Regions from separate parts of the Homo sapiens genome. Here regions 1 and 3 are each linked to region 2. A link is a loop called in an ENCODE intact Hi-C map of the cell type or tissue named here. Cell type or tissue: B cell. All regions are shown on one strand. Links, peaks and the distances in the headings refer to the core of each region. The heading gives the core; the rest is flanking DNA. Region 1 overlaps RIN2 (Ras and Rab interactor 2). Region 2 overlaps SLC24A3 (solute carrier family 24 member 3). Region 3 overlaps RIN2 (Ras and Rab interactor 2).

Region 1 (6,503 bases), core at 964-5,963, 230 kb before region 2:
TGTAGGCAACAAACCACAGTAGTAGTATCACGACCTGTGATTTTGTCACCAACAGAAACCACAGAGGTTTCACCGTTGTCACAGCTGTTACAGAGATTGTGTCATTTATGCCTATCTGTCACATGTAAAACAGAAGCACCTATGCCATGGAAGCACATGCTGAAACACACACTGAAACATTCTGATCACTGGACTTCACTGTAATTGTTTTTCCCATGACATCCTATATATGTTATTTTATGCATTCAAAAGATTATTCAGAGAAGGAGTCCATGGCACAAGACAAAGTTAAAGATCAAGGTTATCTCAATATTAAGCACGAAAGAGCAACCAAACACTAACACAGCTAGAGTAATAGTGATTCCTAACCTAGGGACTAGCTTGGTGCTTAATCTGGTATTCCATCAACTAAGGAACCATAGACATTTCGTGGTGGCTGTGGTGGGATAGGCGACTCCCTATCCCAGCTCACACTCACAGAGTACGAAGCTGCAGAGGAAGCTGACGGCGGTGCATTTCCTGCAGCCGTCAGACGTGCAGAGCCAGGGGCCCGGGCGGTGCTCGCCACTTCTTTCTCCAGGGGTTTTGCTGAAAGCAACTCTGCTACCTACTGGTCTGCTTTCCTCTTCCCTCCTCTCCCCTTTGGCTGCTGCTCTGTGCCAGGCTGAATTGTGGCCACAGCTATGCTTTTCCTTGATCTTAGAAATAACTGAACTGGCCCTCCTGACAGCTCCATTGGACAAAATGGAGAAATTAAAACCAAACTCACTACTTCTAAAAAATCAGCAAGACACTCCAGCACAGAAGCCAAAACTGTGTAGCTTTTTCCCCACAGCACACAGTTTCCACATCAGTCAAATGCAGGCCCTAAAGAGCTTTCCCTCCTGGAAGTGCTAGGAAGATTCCGTAAGTTAGTCGCTATAAGCGACTTAGAACAGTAGTTTAATATGAACAGTGTTGCCACATGGCCAACATGATCTATATTGTTAAATAAAGACAACTCATCTTGCTTTTTCCTCTTTCTTTTCTGTTAAAAAAAAGCCAAATAAAATGCCTTTGCAAATGTATAAATTCATGAATTAAGCAACATAGCATTCAAAGTGACATTCATCTGGGAAAAAAGGCTGTTGTGGACTGCTTACAGTTATTCTTACCTCTGAAAAGGAAAAGATGGAAGGAAATGTTAAAGATTAAGCAACCACCCAGCTCTCACTCTAATACCCACCGGAGTCAGAAAACAAGATCTTGAGGGCCCCTCACATGTTCAGAACGTCCTTCTCACACCCCCAAAATCCCCTGTGCTTATATGCAGGGGAAAGGTTTCCGCCGCTCTGTGTCTGGGTGTCTGTCATCTGTGGAGCTTGGGGTTGATCTCACAGAGCCGCCTTTCCTGGCTATGAAAGAAATCAGTGCTACCAAAGCTCTCTTTTCTGTTGTTATCAGCCTAGACTCCCAATTAAATTTTAGCTCAACAAGGCACAGGATAGAGAAATTCCCTGGCTAAAGTTCCACGATGTTTGAAACTACTCTGGAGGTGAGGCAGAGAGTCACTACCTGAAAATCATTGTGCATTTGTCTAGTTTATGGGGAAAAAATAAGACTTTCACACTGAGGTCAAGAACAATCATAGAATGCTGGGTGTGCTGCAAGGAGCAGGGGGACCATCTGGTTCACCCCCATCGTTTTGTAGAGAAGGAAAGGAAAGGAAGGCACAGAGAATTAAGGGTGAGTGCTGTTCCCCCAGAGACATCGGGTATCAAAGTACCACCTTCCAGCTGCAAGTGCCTCCCTGGGATGTTGCTCTCTCCCGTCAGCGTATGGCGGAACTAGTCGGGCTGGTTTGAAACTTGCCTGGACAACCAGAACCATCTGGCTGGCCTGCCTGTTGCATGACTTGCAGGCAAAACCTACTCCATAAATCTCAGCCTCACACTGCTCCAGGCAGGCTCAGCCCCACTTTCTGGGAGAAAGGGGAAGCTGTTAACAAATCTGGCCTCTAAGGCACGAAGTGTCTGTGTCTTTTTATAGCCATTATATTGTTATCTTGTTAGCATCAAAGTTGGAAGAAGTCACCTTCAACTTCCCACCACCCCCCGACCTTTGCACCCCCTTTCTCCAGGTACAGACCAGTCCCTTGCCTCCTATTCAGACGGTGTGCAGTATGTGCACAGGTATCGCCTTCAACAGCACAGCACGCCGCCTTCCCTTTGTATCGAATTTACAACCACATCCAGTTTCCAATCACTGCACGGCTTTTCAGGTTAATGGTTTTTTGGAGACTGCTGGGGTTTTTCTCTGACCTGAGAATGCAAAATGAGTCCATCCTCTTTAGCTGCTCCCCTGTAAGCCTTCTGGAGACTCACACGGCTACACTGAATTCTACTTTGCACACGCTGGATCTTGCTGCATTACTGTTTCCATCATTGGGAGTAGGTGGATATGGCACAGACAATTTTAGGTTTCCGGGTTCTGGTGCCAGGAGGAATTGAGAGAGTATAAAGTTCAAGTGCCTTCAAAGTGATTAAAATAAACAAGCAGACAACTAGTTCCTAGGCCACTCCCACCTCCTACAGAGGATTTCATCTAGAGCTGCTACCACACTCCCAGCTCCCAGACTTCTGAGGAGTGACTGCAAGTCAGCCCTTGGCAGTGCCAGGGTTCACTCGATCCCTTTCTCGCACCCATCACCTAACCGTGTCTCTGGTCACCTGTGGGTTTCAGCGGGTTCCAGGCCATTTTCCAGGTTGACATCTGTCCGCACCATCTCCTGTTTCAGTTCTCCGATCTCCGAGGCAATTGTGTCAATGAGCTATTCAAAGACAAAAATAGTATGACGTCAGGAAGTGGAGAGGCGTGGCATGCCCACAGCGCCCGGGGAACTCAGGCTTTTCAATAGGAACAGAGATGACCATCTTTTTCTATTTCTTTTTTTTTTTTTTTAATCTTGGCTCTGTGAATTTCCTCTAGCCAGAGGAAAAAATAAAGGGGGAGGAGGCAGCTTCTCCTTAGAAAGGGGAAGAACTTAGGTTTCGGTATTGTAATAAGGAAAAGAATATGACACCCAGTTTGTTAGGTTTCAGTATTGTAATAAGGAAGATAATATAACACCCAGTTAGCTTTCTCAACATGAATATAGACGGGAATAAATACATCCTGGCAAAACCGGGCCTCAATATTCATTTGGCAAGGGAAACCCTCCAAAGGAACCCCCTTTGAAGGACTGAAATTCATACAATGATTATTTTGTTATAGAAATGAGTTTATTTAAAAGATATATCCAGCTTACATATTGATTTCTGACGACATCAAAATGATTTCTTGTTCTATTCTTTGCACTGCTGTGGAGAGAAGATTGTTGGGGAAAGGGAAGAGAAAGGACTGAGTGAGGCTGGGGTGGATGAGTGGGGAGGAGGGGAGTGGGCCCCAGGGCCATCTAGGGGAAAAGGCGGCCCCATCTCAGATCCCCACCTATCCATGCACCTGCATCTGACCCTTCAGGCTGGTCTAAAATCTTTCACCCTCCTATTCACTCATTCAACAGAGTCTTTCCTGGCGCGTACTAGGCACTGTAAGTGTACAGTGGCTGTTCTCAAGGGTGCCACTCTGCTCACTATTTTTTGAAAACATAGTAATTTTCCATACAAACGTTATTTACATTAACAGGTAACAGGTCCATTATTGTTTTAAAATAAGCGTTATTAAATTCCTTCATTTTAATTTCTAAGATGGCAACTATTTATAGATATGATCCATACAAACATAAGTTCTTTGGGATCCTCAATAATTTTTAAGAGCATTGGCCAGGCATAGCGGCTCTTGCCTGTAATCCCAGCACTTTGGGAGGCCGAGGCAGGCAGATCACTTGAGGTCAGGAGTTCAAGACCAGCCTGGCCAACATGGTAAAACCCCATCTGTACATAAATACAAAAAAATTAGCCAGGCGTGGTGGTGCGTGCCTGTAGTCCCAGCTACTCCAGAGGCTGAGGTAGGAGAATCACTTGAACCCAGGAGATGGAGGTTGCAGTGAGCCAAGATCATGCCACTGCACTCCAGCCTGGGCGACAGAGTGAGGCTCCATCTCAAAAAAATAACAACAACAATAATAATTTTAAAGAGCATCAAGGGGTCCTGAGGCTAAGAAATTTGAGCACTGTTCTCACTAAAGAGAAATGTTGTCTTGTCTCAGGTAGCTTTTATCCCACCCAGACTCTGGGAGGGAAACTTCACTTGCGCTTAAAGCTTGTTCTAAAATGTGACCCCATCTATTCACTCACTATTTCGACAAACTTTTATGGGCTCCCGCTTCATGCCAGGTACTGCAAATGGGGAGTGGAGCTGAGAAGATCTCAGTTCTCATGGAGATGAGATTCTGGTGGGGCAGAAAGACACCAGAACCAAGCACTGAGCAGTTCCAGAATGAAGACAGGTGAAGGTAATGCTGTGGGAGCAACAAAGGGGCCAAACAGATCAGGGCGGGTTGGTCAGGGCAAGTCTTTTTTAAGCGATAGAGCCTTGAATGACAAGAATGCCATGAAAAGATCAAAGGAAGAGCCCTCCACATGGAGAGAAAGTTCTGGAGGCCAGGAAGGTGTGCAGGAGGAGAGGCAGGCAGGGATCAGATCTTGCCAACTTTGTAGATCATGGTATTCACCACCTTGAGTCTTCCATGATAAGAACCATTGGAAGGCCTTAAGTAGGAGAAAGCCATTTTACATCTGTTTTATGGTCTAAACCGATCACCTTGGCACTGAGGTGGTTGGAAAGGGCAAGATGAGAAACAGGAAGACCAGTTAGGAGCAACTACAGTGGTCTAGGCAAGAGATGATGCAGCTTGGACCGAGGTGGTAGTGGTGGAACTAGAAAGAACGGGGGAATTTAGGAACAATTTGACATAGAAATTGATATAATTTGATGGATTGAATGTGGGGGTGGTAGAAAGAGAATAATCAAGGATGGCTCCGAAGTGTTTGGTTTGAGCAATTAATAAATGGCATTGCCCTTGACTGAGATGGGAGCAATGGGGAAGAATTAGACTTGAGGGGGAAACTGCATTGAACTTCGGGCAGATTAAATTTATTTCAGTTGTTTATCAGCCATCAAATAAATCTGTGAAGTAGCTTCTGACACTCTGGATGGAGATTTTTCTGTTTGGAAGTCACTGGCATGTGTGGCTGGCATTCTAAAGCACTGTGGCAGGGAGAGATTATCTAAGGAGAGAGGTCGATGGAGAAGGGGGCCCAGCAGATAGCTCTGGACACTCCCAGGACTTAGAGGTCAGAAGAAGGGAAGCCAGCCAAGCCCTTCATGCTTGATCCATCCCCTCGGTGCCTGTGACTGCAGTAAGGACCAGAGGGGGAGCTTCCAGAAGCACTGGGGCCTCGAGAGAGGAAATGATTAGGAGATCCTATTTTATACATATCTCTGTGGCAAAGTTTTTTTAAAAAGTCTGACAATGCCAAATACTCTAGGATGTGGGAAAACAGGATCCCCCTTGTCTTTCTCTGTTTCCTGTTGCTATAACAGAATACTACAGACTGGCTAATTTATTAAGAACAGAAGTTTATTTGGCTCATGGTTCTGGAAGCTGGAAAGTCCGAGAGCATGACTCTGGCATCTGGTAAGAGTCATCCCGTGGCGGAAGGCAGAAGTGAGTGGAGACAGGGAGAGGAAATCGGCCAAGCTCATTCTTTTTGTCAGGAAACCACGTCTTTGAAAACTAACCCGCTACCAAGATAACGGCATTAATTCATTTGTGAGGGCAGAGCCCTCATGACCTAATGATCTGTTAAAGGTCTCACCTTTTAAGACCGTTACAATGGCAATTAAATTTCAACATGAGTTTTAGAGGTGACATTCAAACCATGGCACCTCTTACACTGCTGGAGGAATATTACCCCCAGAGCTACTTTGGAAAGCAATTTGGCAACATCTTGTAGGGTTAAAGATACACAAACCTATATGTGTACTTTAGAGACTAAACTTGCACGTGGGCCCAAAGATACCTTTGCAAGAATATTTGTTGCACCATTATTTGTGAGAACACCTAAGGGTTCATTAAGAGGAGAATGGATACATTAATTGAGTATAAAATGCTACATAGCAGTTAAAAATTAATGAACCAGAACTGTATGTATGAACACATGTATAAACATAAAAGCCCAAAAGGCTTTTTTTGAAAGCAGAAAAAAAAAAAAAAAAGGCAAATCGAGAAGCATTATATACAGCATGTGAAGTTTAAAACCATGCAAACGTTCCCAACACAAGGAAAAAGATACATGGATGGATATCCCAGTTACCCTGATTTGCTCATTACATATTGCATATTAAAATATCACCTGTACACCCCAAAATATGTACAACTATGACATAACAAATTAACAAATAAAATGTATCCATATAATGTTTATATTGATAACATGTTGAAAGAATACTATTTCGTCTATGTTAGGTTTTAAAATATATTATTAGGCCAGATGTGGTAGCTCATGCCTGTAATCTCAGCA
Region 2 (6,503 bases), core at 670-5,669:
AACAAATTCCTTTAGGAAAAATAAGAAGCCCCTGGATTTTTGCTAATTTATTTCTAACTTGGAACATATGTGGCATGTCATTTCACATTTTCTTATTTGGGTAGTTTTACACTTGTTTGGGTGTAGTTTCCAAATGGATGTTCCCAGCTGTGGCTTTACATTGTAAAATATCACTGGGTGGCAATCTCTTTGTTTGAACAATTAAATGAGGTAAGACAGTGACCCAGCCCACAGAAAAGAAGCAATTTAATGACAGTTGCATCCCTAAGTCCTTTAGTCATTTAGTACAATAGTGCATTTAGTTCTGGTGGCCACTCATGAAATATGCAAAGTGGGTTTTGTTCTCCCCATTTGAAAGATGAGACAACTGAGGCTCAGAGAGGTTAAACCACTTAGTCAAGTTTACGAAGCTGGTGAGGGGTCAGGTCTGCATTTAGAGTTGGACTTTGGACCCTAAATTCTCACTTTTTGTTGTACTCTGCCAGGCACAGCAGAAAGCCAGGGTAAAGCCTCCCTTTACCCTCTAAGAACCCTCAGAAGTGCATCTGGACCTTTCCTGCCTAGCACTTTTTTTTTCTGAGATGGAGTCTTGCTGTGTCACCCAGGCTGGAGTGCAGTGGCATGATCTCAGTTCACTGCGACTTCCACCTCCTGGGTTCAAGTGATTCTCCTGCCTCAGCCTCCCGAGTAGCTGGGACTATAGGTGTGTGCCACCACGCTCGGCTAATTTTTGTGTTTTTAGTAGGGACAGGGTTTCACCATGTCTGCCTACCATGTTTGTAAGAGTCCTGAATGAACTTTAAGAATCACAGATGCCCCTGCAGCAGCTGCCAGCAGTACTCACCCACATCCCCCCATCTCCCTGAGGTGCTATTTTGGTGGGTGCCAGCTGCCTCCCAACAGCCATTCCTGCCTCGTTGCCTTAGGACTTTCTCCTAAACCAAAGAAGTGCCAAGAAATGAACAATTCTAGAAGCTGTTCTCCACCAGTGACTCTGAGGAGTGGGTGAATAAACCCCCCAGCTCCCTTGCCCCTCGGATGGAGTCATTCTGAGACAGAGGCTGTCCTCTGTTTCCCAGAGCTCCCACTATGGGAGTCAGCCCTGATTGCCCACTGTGGTAATAGTCTTGCTAGCACAGCCGCTGTGGGCTGCCTTCCCTCCTTCTTCCTCTCCACTCTCATACTGCTCCCCCTCAATAAACTCTTCACCCTGGATCCTCCTCTTAGAAATGAATAGTTTCTGAGGGACCTAAACTGTGATGAACAGAGAGACTGATTCAGCTTTCCAGGTAAGCCCTTCCACAGTAGGATCTGGAAGAACCCTTCCTTCCCTCAGGCATCACCTAATTTTCCTAACATAGAGCCTGAAACACAATGGTCAAGATCAAGGGGATTGGGTGGTGATACTTTTGCTCCCAGGAGCTCTGTTTGAATAACCTTGAGAAGCCTCGTTCATTAAGACATCACCACATTATCCCCAAGTTACCTATCTAGGTCCTGTGGGGATAGTTTGTAGGAGACCCTAGCAGTGGTCTTCTGACACGGTCCTGTTTCCGTGGTGTAAATACTGCCATCATGGCTGATTTCAAGCTACCAACGTGGCATCGCCAGAGGAAGCTATGAAGAGCTGCACATGATAGCTTCTCTGGAGGCTATATGAGTTGGCTCCAGCACCCTACTGTCCCTGGGGGCGTGGGAAGGAATTTGCAGAAAAGGGAAGACTGGTTCTAGCAGAGGGAGCAGTGTCCTGGTGCTGGGAGCCTGAATTCGGAATGGTTGCCATACAAGGTGAGAATGAAAGACGTGGGAGACATCAAGAACTGATGGGTTCATTGATTCATTCCACAGAAAGCCCTCTGCTAGGTGTTAAGGAGCACAAGTTGAGTAAGATACAGTTTCTGCCCTCAGGGAGTTAAGGGGGAGGCATACACATCATAGAATATACCCCCATGCTGTCATACAGGTACTAAATTTGGCTGAGGGTAGGCTTCTTGGAGGAGGTGATGGTTGGTTGAAAGCGCTGGCCTTAGAAGAAGGACCTTGGACAAGGTCTGATATACTTGGCTGCTCCAACATCCTTGTAACTTTCTTCTGGCTGTGTGGCCCCCTTTCTTCTGATTCTCCCTGTCCCTGGCTGGCCCTTCCTCAGTCTCCTTCAGTGAATGTTTGTTTCTTCCCCCATCCAACATCACGACATGTTCTAGGCCCTCTCCTCTATCTACACTTACCTTCTTACGTTGTTACTTGCAGTTAATGCTCTTGACTCCCGAATTCATATCTGCAACCAAGACCTTGCCTCTGAACTTCAGACCTATCATTTCCACTACCTACTTAATATCTCCATTCAGGTGACCCGCAAACATATCAAACTTTATTTGTCCTAAATGGAACATTTGGTATGTCATCTTAAATGTGTTCCTCATCTCCCAGCTTGTCTCCCCATCTCCATGAATGGCATCACAATACACTTAGTTGCCCAAGCAAAGAATCACATGTTACTTATGATTATTCTCCTTCTCATTCTCTCCATACAACTGTCAGAAAATCTTATTAATTCTTCCTTAAAAAGAATCTCTTTTTGTCATCAGCTCCTTGACCTGTCTCCCCTCATCCACTCTTGCCTCCTATGCATTTAGAAAGAGCATCCAGTGTAATCTTAAAATGTAAAGTGAATCATGCCATTGCCTTGCTAAAATCCTCAATCGTAGTTATAATAACACCTGAAAAGTTTGCAATAGCTTACAAAATCCTTGCCTTTCCCGACTTACTTCCGCATGAACAGCTGTTTAGGGGCTAAAGTTAAACTAATTGCCAGGTCCTGTTATTTTTTTCTGTAGTCTCTTGCTTAGCTTTCCACTGATCTCCAGTTTTACCGCTACTGTGGAGGCAGAGTGAACTGCTGGTCTCACCTCCTCTCCCTGTAATAGGTTTTATGTCCACACACTTTCCATAGCCTCATGGTGGGTGGATGCATTTTTCTGCTTCCTGATTTGGGGCTTGGCTGTGTGATACTCTTTGGCCAATGGTGTTAGCTGACCTGATATGAGCCTGAATCCATAATGTGTTTCCGAAGCTGGGTGCGTCTTCTTGTGCTCTTGCTTTGAGAAGAGCAAAACATGATGTGTCTTCTTTGAGACACATCATGAGAAGACTGTGTCTTGAGAAGCCAGTGGTCCAAAGAGAATGAGAGGCACATGGAGCAGACTCATATGAAGCCTGCAGCCAAGCCCAGAGCAGCCACACACTTGTCAGCCACAAAGGTATGACTGAGATATATACGCTAATGGATGCATGCCTTTTGTTACTTAGCATTAGGGTAACCATAGCTAACAGATACAACCATCCTAATCCAATCACCCTATTCTCTCTCTCCTGCAAATGCCCCGTAGCTGAACTTGTTGCCATCAGTCTTGTCAGGCTCCAGTGCTTTCTCTACGGAATTGTCAGAACGTCCTTTCTAAAAGGCACACATGACCGTACCTCTCCTTCTCATGTACCCTTTATTCTTTCCATTACCATGGCCTTTACCATGCAGCTTCTCTGTCTCTAGTTTCATTTCTGCCACTTTGTTTCAGTTCCCCAACTCCTCACCCCTCCCATACTCCCCCCAGCCACAGAAGCAGCCCTTGGGTGCTTCAGTGCAACAAGTTTTCCCATATCTTGGTATTCTACAAGCTCTTATTTCTGTTTGGAAATAAATTTTCTCACCTCTCTCCACCTGCTTGTCCTGATAATCTTGGATTCTCAGAATAACTGTCATTTCCTCCCCAGCATTCCAGATCCCCCAATCACTGCCACACACTACCTAAACTTCTGTATAGGCAGCCCTTAGGAGAGCAGGCATCACGTCTTGTTTTGGAATTGCTTGTGCAAATCTCTCCTTCCATAGCTGTAGGTCCAGGAGCATAGGCCTCTGACTGTCTTGCTTACTGCACCATCTCCAGTGGTTACCAGCATAGCACATAGTAGGCACTCAATTAACACTTTGTCAAAGAAAGAATAAACCAGGCAGACAGTGTGGGGTGAGAATATTTCTGGACAGCTCTTCTTTTTGTCTCTGTTGTTTCTGGACTCTGGTGGTCTCTTGCTTGGAGAGAGAGAGACAGACACCCTCCCTCCATTGCATCTCAGATTTATTTTACATTTCTAAGCCCTAGCTAGAAATATGAGTTTTGCCCTGGCTTCCTGGAGCCTGCATGGTGACTTTCTCAGCTCTCTTAAAGCTTGTGGAACAGACGTTCATCACCATAATGGAACAAGAAGTGCTCATTTTCCAAACTTTGACTTTTAGAAAGATTTCTTATTTTGGGCACTTAGGTAACTAGCTGCCTTCTGAGCAAGCCACAGAGTATTAAGAAATGTCAAAATCTGTAAAACTGCATTCATCCTTCCCTGCCAAATGCTTAAACCTAATGCCATGCACAAAACAGCCATCCGGATGGTAATTATCAGATAATTATGACTTGGAAATCCCATCTAGATGAGATGAAAAAATTGCTCAAAATTGTTGGCAGGTCCCTTGTGAGGTTAGGAGGGCCATTAAACCCACAGTAGCTGCTCGGTTCTGATGTCAGAGATGCAGAAAGATGTCATGCGGTCACTACCATGCTACATGAAAGAGGCTTTTGAGTGTCGTTTTGGAAATAAAGCCTCTCATAGGAAAAGCTTGTGGTGGAGAAGAGGGCAGATCAAAATGCTCTCAAGCAAATAAGCCCTAGATTTGCTTTTTCATGAACCTGGGATTATTTTTCCAAATAACGTCTGCATTTCGGCATGAGCTCCATGGTGATGTCCCCCACCCTGCCCAGTGTGGCTGAGCATGAGGAATCGACCACTTGAAGACACCCAAAGAGAGCCAGGGAGGGACCAGGGACTGAACAAAGGATCCAGAGAGGTTCCTCCAACCATCAGACAGAAAATCCCTGTAGAAATATCAGTTACCATGGCCCAGGACAGCAAGGAGTGCAGCCCCCATTATGCCTGTTGGTACTTTTAGGATAGAAAACTGGGGATCAGAATTTCCTCCCCTTCTAGCTCTTCACTTCTTTATATAAAGTTGAAGAAGCCACCTAAGCATTAATAAGCAGACCCTGCCCTGTCTTTTAGCAAAGATTCAAACTCAGGGATGGATCTGGTCTGAAATTTCTCCTCTGAGCCCAGAGTTATGCATGGGTGACTGCTGTGGCATGATTTGCTTTGGCAATAGTTGTCAGTGCTTTGAGGAAAGCACTCCTCTCTGCCTCTTTCTGGCTGTGTGATTTAACCGCTGTGCCTTGGTTTCCTAATCTGCAGAACTGAGCTAAGAACTATATTGGATTTAGCATGAAACCTGAGCCCTGTGACCAGTCTTGGTGGCCCAGTGTGACCCCTGCCCACCTTACTCTGCACTACCTCTGCCCAGCATGTCTCCTGTTCTAGGACACATCCTGCCTCGACGCCTTTGCAAGTACTGTTCCTTCTCAGAATGCTCCCCTGCTCGCCACACACCCCTCTCTTCCCATGGCTGGCTCTTGTCACTCATGACTCCACACAGAACTTAATCTCCTGTTCAGTAAATACAGAGTGACATCTGCACCTCTCTCTCTAAAACATCACTTCAACTCATCATCTGCATAAGGCAGATGTCCTCTGAAGTTAGTGCAATCAGGCATTTGTTCACGTATGTACTGTCTATCCTTCCCCACTCAATGTATACTCTAAGAGGAAAGGTCTTGTCTACCTTGTTCACTTCTGAATCCCTATTGCCTTGACAAGTTCCTGGCATATAGTGGGTGCATAATAAGCCCTGGTTGAAAGAATAATCATTCCCTTACATAGGCGTTGGAAGGATTAGATGAGACCATGCGAATACAGTGTTCCTACAGTGCCTGGTGCAGAGTAGATGCTCAGTGAATTCTAGCTATTCTTTTTGCTGTTGTGCTTGCCCCCCTACTCTCTTCTCAAGTCACCCTACTGCTCTGTTCTTCTTTGCTCACACATGTTCCTCCATCCATCTATCCATCCATCCATCTCTCCATCCATCCATCCATCTCTCCATCCATCCATCCATCCATCCAACAAATATTTGTGGAATATGTTCCAAGTGCCAAGCACTGCGCTAGGCACAAACAAAATAATAAATGCATAGAGGAGCACAGTTCCTGTCTTCAGGGAGGTCACTTCTCCAGGGGGAGACTCAGACCAAGGGGTAAAGGTAAGCACTTTGATGAGAACTGCTGAACACAGGCATGACATCTGGTCCAGGCTTGGGAAATCCCAGTTCAACATCTATATTGATACCTGAAGGATGAGCTAGAGAAAGAAAGAAGCCCTTGGTTGGGGCCCCTGTAACCCCCTCTGTGAGGTAGTCTGGGTTCAGAGTGCCATTTTCTGGGAACCCCAGCTTCCAAGCAAACCAAAAGGCATTGTTTGGTTGGGCCAAATACTGTTACTATTTTGATCTAACATTATTAGTCAAAGAAGCATAGTCTGTACAAGCAAAAGCTTCTGGAAAATTAAAGTCT
Region 3 (6,503 bases), core at 695-5,694, 120 kb before region 2:
AAGTACTTGACGGGCTTAACTTTATCTTTGAAATCAGTTCATAAAACAATCTCGGTCTACTCTTCCTATTCAGTCACACCTATTTATTTTCCCAATACTTTAAAATAAAAAGTTTCAAACAGAGTGAAATTGAAATAATTTTTCAGTGAACACTCACATACACACCACCAAGATTTTACCACTGACATTTTACAATATTTGTTTTATCCATATTTTTCCATCTCTACCTCCCTCTACGCATCCCTCAATCCATCTTACTTTTGGTGCATTTAAAAGAAAAACTTGGATGTCTGTACTTCCCACTAAATACTTCTAACATACATATCACTAACTAGAATTCAATTTTTTCAGGTTAAAAAATGTTAATGTAAAAATTTATGTTACGTTTTTAGACGAACGAAACTACTTCCAAGCACCAAGTACCAGACATCTCCTTGCTGAGAGCAGTTGGCAGCTTCACATTTCTAAGGTGAATTGGGTGCCCTGGGAGGGTGGAGTATCTACCCGGAGTGTGGCATGCTGGGGCATCTGTGTACTTCTAGAAGAGGCTGATGGTCATGGGTTGGGGTCTCCCAGAAGCAGACTTGGAGACAGAGTTTAGGGTACAAGAGACTTATTAAGGAGCGCCCGTGGGATCAGTGCCTGTGGAATGGGAAGGAAGCAGGAGTGGACACGGGGACATGGAGATGAGGTTCAGGATTCAGGATGAGTCAACCTTATAGGGGTGTCCCGAGGTGGGGTGAGATGGCTATGCCATTGTACCCCCACCAGCATCAGTCATCGCTGGATGTGGGTATCCCTGGGCATGGCATGACCCTTGCCTAGGCAGCCCCCTTCAGCCAAGGTACCCCTGCAGGGGCTGGTGGCAGCTATAGACTCCCCATGGTCAGCACTCCCAGCAGCCGGGCAACAAGTCCCTCCTTAAGGGGCATCTGGTGGTGCATCACAGTGTCCACCATGCTAATGATACTGCATTCATTTTAGCAACACATCATGTGGCAGTTGTTCATGCTTTATTCCACAGCAACAGGAAATTCCGGCCCAACCTCATTGAGAGTCCTGGAAACTGAATGACTGGCCTTGAGTAGGTTGTGATAAACATTTGCTGGTATGTTATGCACTGTGGGACATGACATTGGAAAGGGCTGAGGCTTGTGGCTGATGGTCATATTATTAAGGTATCCCTCATGTGGCAGGAAGATGCTACACCTGAGAGTGCAGGGGGTCTTCACCAAACTGCACAAGAATGAAGCATGAAAGAGAGGCCAAGAAAGGATTCTAAGGTCATGCCATGTAAGTAAAAGAAGATTTGAGGCCTGGCATAAAAGTTAATGAAAAGCTAGCTTGGCTTTAGAGAACTTGGTAAAAAAAAATGTGAAGCTAGTTAGAGAAACCAGCAGTCTCATGACCTCACACAGTCATCAGGATTGGCCTTGGCTAAAAAACAAATGGTTTCATAAAAATGATATTTTAAAATGCAAATTTCATCCTACTCTCCCTTCCTTTGGAAAATATGTCTTCCTGAGGTGGACTGCTATCATTTGGGTATCCCCCAAATCTTTTGATCACAATCCGTATTTTGATAGTGTCGTTCAGGATAATTTCTGTCTTTCCAACATACGATGCAAAAATAAGACAACAGAAACCTCATTTTCTGGCCTCCTTGCTGCTGGGATATGGCTACGTGATTTAGATTCTACCACGCAGATGGGCTCCCACAAGGCTTTGTTGGGAACTGAGTGATGCAGGGAATGAGACAGAGTCAGGGGCATCATTTTGTGGTCAGGGGCCATGGCAGAGCTGGAGTTGCTCTGAGCAGCAGCCCTGAGGGGGTCTCCCAATTCAGCAGCTTCCTGACCCCTTCCGTAGTGGCCAACCCCTTGGTGGGCTGATTCTGGTGGGCCATTCTGGGAGTCACTTGGGAAGCCCAGCCTAAACCCCACTGCTTGATCCATCCCTTGACTTTGGGAACTCTGTTCCTCAGTACCCCTCCCTGCCTAAACCAGCTAGAGGCGATTCTCTAGTATGCATCTAAAAACCCTGACCAATACATTTCCTATAGTCACAACAGTGGATTTTTGAACTTTTTAAGCCGGCACACTTTCATCAAACACAACAGCCTATAGAAGCCCAGTATACAACGTAGATGATATACAAAATTGTTCTTCCCACCCTCCTCACTCTAGAGCTCTCTGTTGCTCCTGTGAACTCACCCCTGGGAGAAAGCATAGTTATTACAGAGGGTCCTTCATATACTGGATTCAATCCATTTTTTTTTCTTTTTTTGGCTTCATCTCCTATCATGCCCCCAAAGTCCTACAAATTAATAAGTTAATCCAATTTGCAAGCACGCCATACAACTTTGGGTTTCCATAACTGCTCATCTTCTCTTCTGTCTTCCTGGGATGTCTGTCATGAGTAGATCTGCCAGGAAAATGCTCATGTACTCTTCAAGAACCCAATCAATCAGAACCTCCATGAACCTCTCACCCAAAGCGTCCCATCATATAGGTGGCAATTTCAGTAGCCTCTTAGCATTCATGAGCCTACTATTTCCAGAGGTAGCTATTATTCTCTGCTGAGGATCCCAGGTAATCTGCATGTTTGCTGAGGCACAAATTTGAATCATTAGTATATTAAACGTGGTGAAATGCCCTGGCTTTTCCTTTCCTTCCACCCACCCTATCAACCAGGGCTTCACATGAGCCAAACCAAGCCTAGCAGGAAGCCAGTTAGCAAAGGGAGCCTCAGACGACGTAGCCGGTTGGACCATCCCAATGATCATACAGAGCAGAACAAGCAAAAATGGACCTAGGATGGTGGAGGAAATGATCAGCTCTGCAGAACTTCCTAGGAGTCAGCAAGATCACAGGGAATGGGACACTCGGTTAGAATGCAACCAAGAGATGGCATATTTTATCATGTTCCATTCATAAGAAACATATTTTTTCTTTTCTTTTGGAGAGTACTAAGCTGTCTCTGTTAAGTCAAGGACAAATAAATCTATGCACCTACATAATGGTTTTCATATTAGAAGATAATGGAGATGAATGGAGGAATAGAATAAAAGGGCTACTGTGATGACAGGATGCCACAGCCACCATCAACGCAGGAAGTGAGTGATTCATTCCTGCTGCAGAAATCAGGCAGAAAGACAGGTGGCAGACTCAGCTGTCCGCACATATTCTCATAGTGTCTCTGTGATAAAAACCATTTCTGACACACACTTGACCTAACTTGTGGGCAGATTCAGCCCTCAGAAGGATCAGAAAGCTGTGGGTGGAGCTGCTATTCTCAACTTACTTCCGATTCACGGGGAGGAACTGATTGGGGAAGTGGAAGTGAGAGGCATTGTAAGAGGAAATTCTTATGTCATCCTTATGTTCACAAAAGCTAGGAATGGGAAACTCAGTTGTGCTGATAAATTTTGTGGTTTACAAACAGAGATTTCACAAAGTTTAAAGGTGAGTTGGAGTCTATAAAAAGTGCCCTCGTTCCCATCAAACAGAATGGGAAGTTCTTGAAAATGGGGTTCTGACACCACAAATAAGTCAGTAGCTAAGAGGGAGAGGTATCACAAGCAGGTGAGTCTGCACCTTTGCAATGAACTCACAGCTGGGCAGCATGCAAATATGGGTAAGGGCTCTAGAGGCTTAAGTGTACCCCAAACAGTGTGCTGGATCTGTGTGAATAATGCCTAGAAGCCTACAGCCCAGGAGAAGGGTATTTTACAAATAAAACAAAGCTAAATAAAACCATAAAATACCTTTTTAAAGGTACTTTTGGAACACAATGTGGTTGACTAGCAGCAAAAAAAAAAAAAAAGAAAAAAAGAAAAGCAAACCTACTAAAGTCCTTGACAATGGGAGCAATTAATTTACATCAGCTGAACACCTAAAGGCTGTAAGACAGGAAGAGGAGACCAGCATTAAAAAGCGGGACTGGATCCTGAAGTCAATTTGGCGGTCATAAGGGCGTACCTGGATCTTCTATAGGCATTTTCTTTTCCAATCTGGAGGACTCACTGCCACACTATGGTTATAAGTTAAATGCATGTGAGATTATTTGTGATCACCTTCAAGCACTCAGGAGAATTAAAGAGGGCTGGACAAAGCTGGTAGATAATGTTGGTCCTTGGCTTCAAAAACAGAGAAGGCAGTAGACTTCTCCAGCTATGAAGCTGTGGGCTCCAGGGCCATTTGAGAGATGATTGCTCTTGGAATTCTTTGCAAGATGGTGTATCTTAGCCAAAACGTGGTCAAGCCCAGGGTCCAGTTTGGGTTTCCCAAGACAAGCTATGTCAGTTTAGCCATATTCCTTATGTACTTCGCAGGGCTATTAGACTAGAAAATTAGAAAAAGGCGGGGTGTGGTGGCTCACGCCTGTAATCCCAGCACTTTGGGAGGCCGAGGCAGGCAGATCACCTGAGGTCAGGAGTTGGAGACCAGTCTGGCCAACATGGCGAGACCCCATCTCTACTAAAAATACAAAAATTAGCTAGGTATGGTAGCACATGCCTGTAATCCCAGCTACTCGGGAGTCTGAGGCAGGAGAATCACTTGAACCCAGGAGGCGGAGGTTGCAGTAAGCTTAGATTGCACCACTGTACTCCAGCCTGGGCAACAAGAGCGAAACTCTGTCTCAAAAAAAAAAAAAAAAACCCAAAACCAAACGAATAGAAAAACCACCACCACCACCACCAACAATAACAAAAATAAAATTAGAAAAAAACTGTTGCATGGATCTGAATTTCAAATAGGGAGTTGACAAATAATGACACCTTTTTAGCAAGAAAAAAATTTGTGCCTAAGAGGATGACAAGAAAATAGTTAAATGCCTGCACACAGGAGCCACAGTTGATGGATTGCCACCAAACAGGAGTAGGCCCCAAGATTCCCTCCGTGCCTGTCCTGCGCAGGATGTTTGCTAAGAAGTTAAACCAGGATAAGGATTGAACAGAGGTTAAGCTAATAGATGACTTAAAGCAGAGAGAATGACAAATCTTATAAATCAGTGTTTCCTAAACACCAGTCATTCATGTACTGCCTTCCCAATGCTTGCTGCCAACTATCAGACAGGATTGTGAATTTTCCTTAAATTTACTCTCTTTTCAACTTGAATCTATAGCAGAAGAAGCTAATGGATATGATGTGCTAATTACATCCTTGCTATGGCTCCATGACTATGAAAACAGGGAAGGGCCACCCCAGGGAATCACTAAGAGTGTGACTTTGAGCAGTTACTTAGTTACCCGTGCCTTAGTTTCCTCATCTGTAAAATGGGTATTGAATGAAATAGTTCATGAAAAAGCACTTCTTAGCACAATGTGTGTAATATAATAAATGATTAATAAATGCTAGCTATTCTCATAATTATTTATTATTAGAATTTTTTTAAAATCCTGGTTTACTAAGGTCAAGATAAAATGTATTCATGCAAATAGTCACTCACCTCCTTTTACAGAGTACATTGTTTAGAAATTAACAGCATACTAAATAAATGCATGCAAAGCACTTTGCAAGTTATTGTTAAAAATATTAACCATAATAATGCATATATTAGCATGAGCAACAAAGATTGACTATAAATCATACTTTTATGCTATAAACTGAATTCATAAGAATTGAAAAATGAAATAAAATTATCACAAAATGCTAATCTGAGTTCCAGCTAAAAATCTTCAGGGCTATACCTACAATCATTGTTGTAACATGCTTTGGAAAGATAGGACCAGATGAAATAATTAGGATACAAAATACAACTCAACTGGCTGAGACAACAGGCTCACAAATGAGAGTAGCAGAAATAAATGCAAAATCCTGTGAGTGGGGTTACAGAAAACATCGCTTGAGGGTGCACTGAGGCAAGGTGCAGCCTACTAGAAACACACGTGAGAGCATCTTTTGTTTGAAGCTCAGTGACAGAGTTGCCCAAATCCCTGATGAGCATTTGGGCTTATCCAAGGCAGTATCCGTATTGGTGGAAGTCCTATTCTGAGTGTCCTCAACCTTCAGTGAGAATGAAGGGCTCAGCTTAAGTGAGCACCTATGGTGGGATTTTGCAACACTGGATTGAGGTAAGGAAAGAACCCAGGAAGTGAGAGAACAGGAACCTGGCCACAAAAGGCCTAGCTGAAGGGCCTAGAAAAGTTTAGTTTAAGAGAGGACTGGGAAGGGGAGAGGAGTAGGGCAGGAGAGCTGTCTTCTGAAAGCGAGGCTCCATCTGCCTGGCTCAAGCTAAGAAAGACCTATCTAATGATCAGAGCTGCCCACACATGGCATGGACTGCTCTGGAGGCAGAGGGCCTCAGACCGCTGGGTGACCCTAGGACATCAACCAGGTAGCAGGGCTGTCAAGAAAGGTTTAGTCCTAGATCAGATTTCCTAGAGGCAGAGCCTGAAGTAGAGATTAACTACACAAGGCATATTGGGATGCACAAGGCATATAGGGAGGGTCTTGTATGGAAGTGAGGAAGGCAGGTAGGAAAGGAGAAAGAGCAGATCA

What was found. A loop is a pair of places that touch in the nucleus more often than their neighbours do. Peaks named below come from ENCODE experiments on the same cell type or tissue, not always from the same donor. Only the 100,000 strongest peaks of a DNase experiment are listed, where the experiment ranks them.
Region 1: a loop joins it to region 2, with 7 times the contacts of the local background. A loop is called at or near these places in 3 of 110 quality-filtered maps.
Region 3: a loop joins it to region 2, with 8 times the contacts of the local background. A loop is called at or near these places in 4 of 110 quality-filtered maps.

Annotation. Positions count from the first base shown.
Region 1 is chr20:19,931,405-19,937,907 of GRCh38, reverse strand. It overlaps RIN2 (Ras and Rab interactor 2), which reads right to left. Exons shown (of 13, transcript NM_018993.4): 4 at 2,709-2,809. Among named protein-coding and RNA genes, the nearest start is that of NAA20, 83 kb to the left of the region's middle. In B cell, for the core only: no CTCF peak of the experiment used is centred there; a DNase peak (open chromatin) is centred at 2,857; H3K4me3 peaks cover 1,067 bases; H3K27ac peaks cover 1,035 bases.
Region 2 is chr20:19,703,697-19,710,199 of GRCh38, reverse strand. All of the region lies in intron 15 of SLC24A3 (solute carrier family 24 member 3), which reads right to left. Among named protein-coding and RNA genes, the nearest start is that of RIN2, 51 kb to the left of the region's middle. In B cell, for the core only: no CTCF peak of the experiment used is centred there; a DNase peak (open chromatin) is centred at 3,529; H3K4me3 peaks cover 888 bases; H3K27ac peaks cover 996 bases.
Region 3 is chr20:19,825,133-19,831,635 of GRCh38, reverse strand. All of the region lies in intron 2 of RIN2 (Ras and Rab interactor 2), which reads right to left. Among named protein-coding and RNA genes, the nearest start is that of RIN2, 70 kb to the right of the region's middle. RefSeq lists a silencer at 3,046-3,215. In B cell, for the core only: CTCF peaks have their summits at 2,923 and 3,128; a DNase peak (open chromatin) is centred at 3,255; H3K27ac peaks cover 1,453 bases.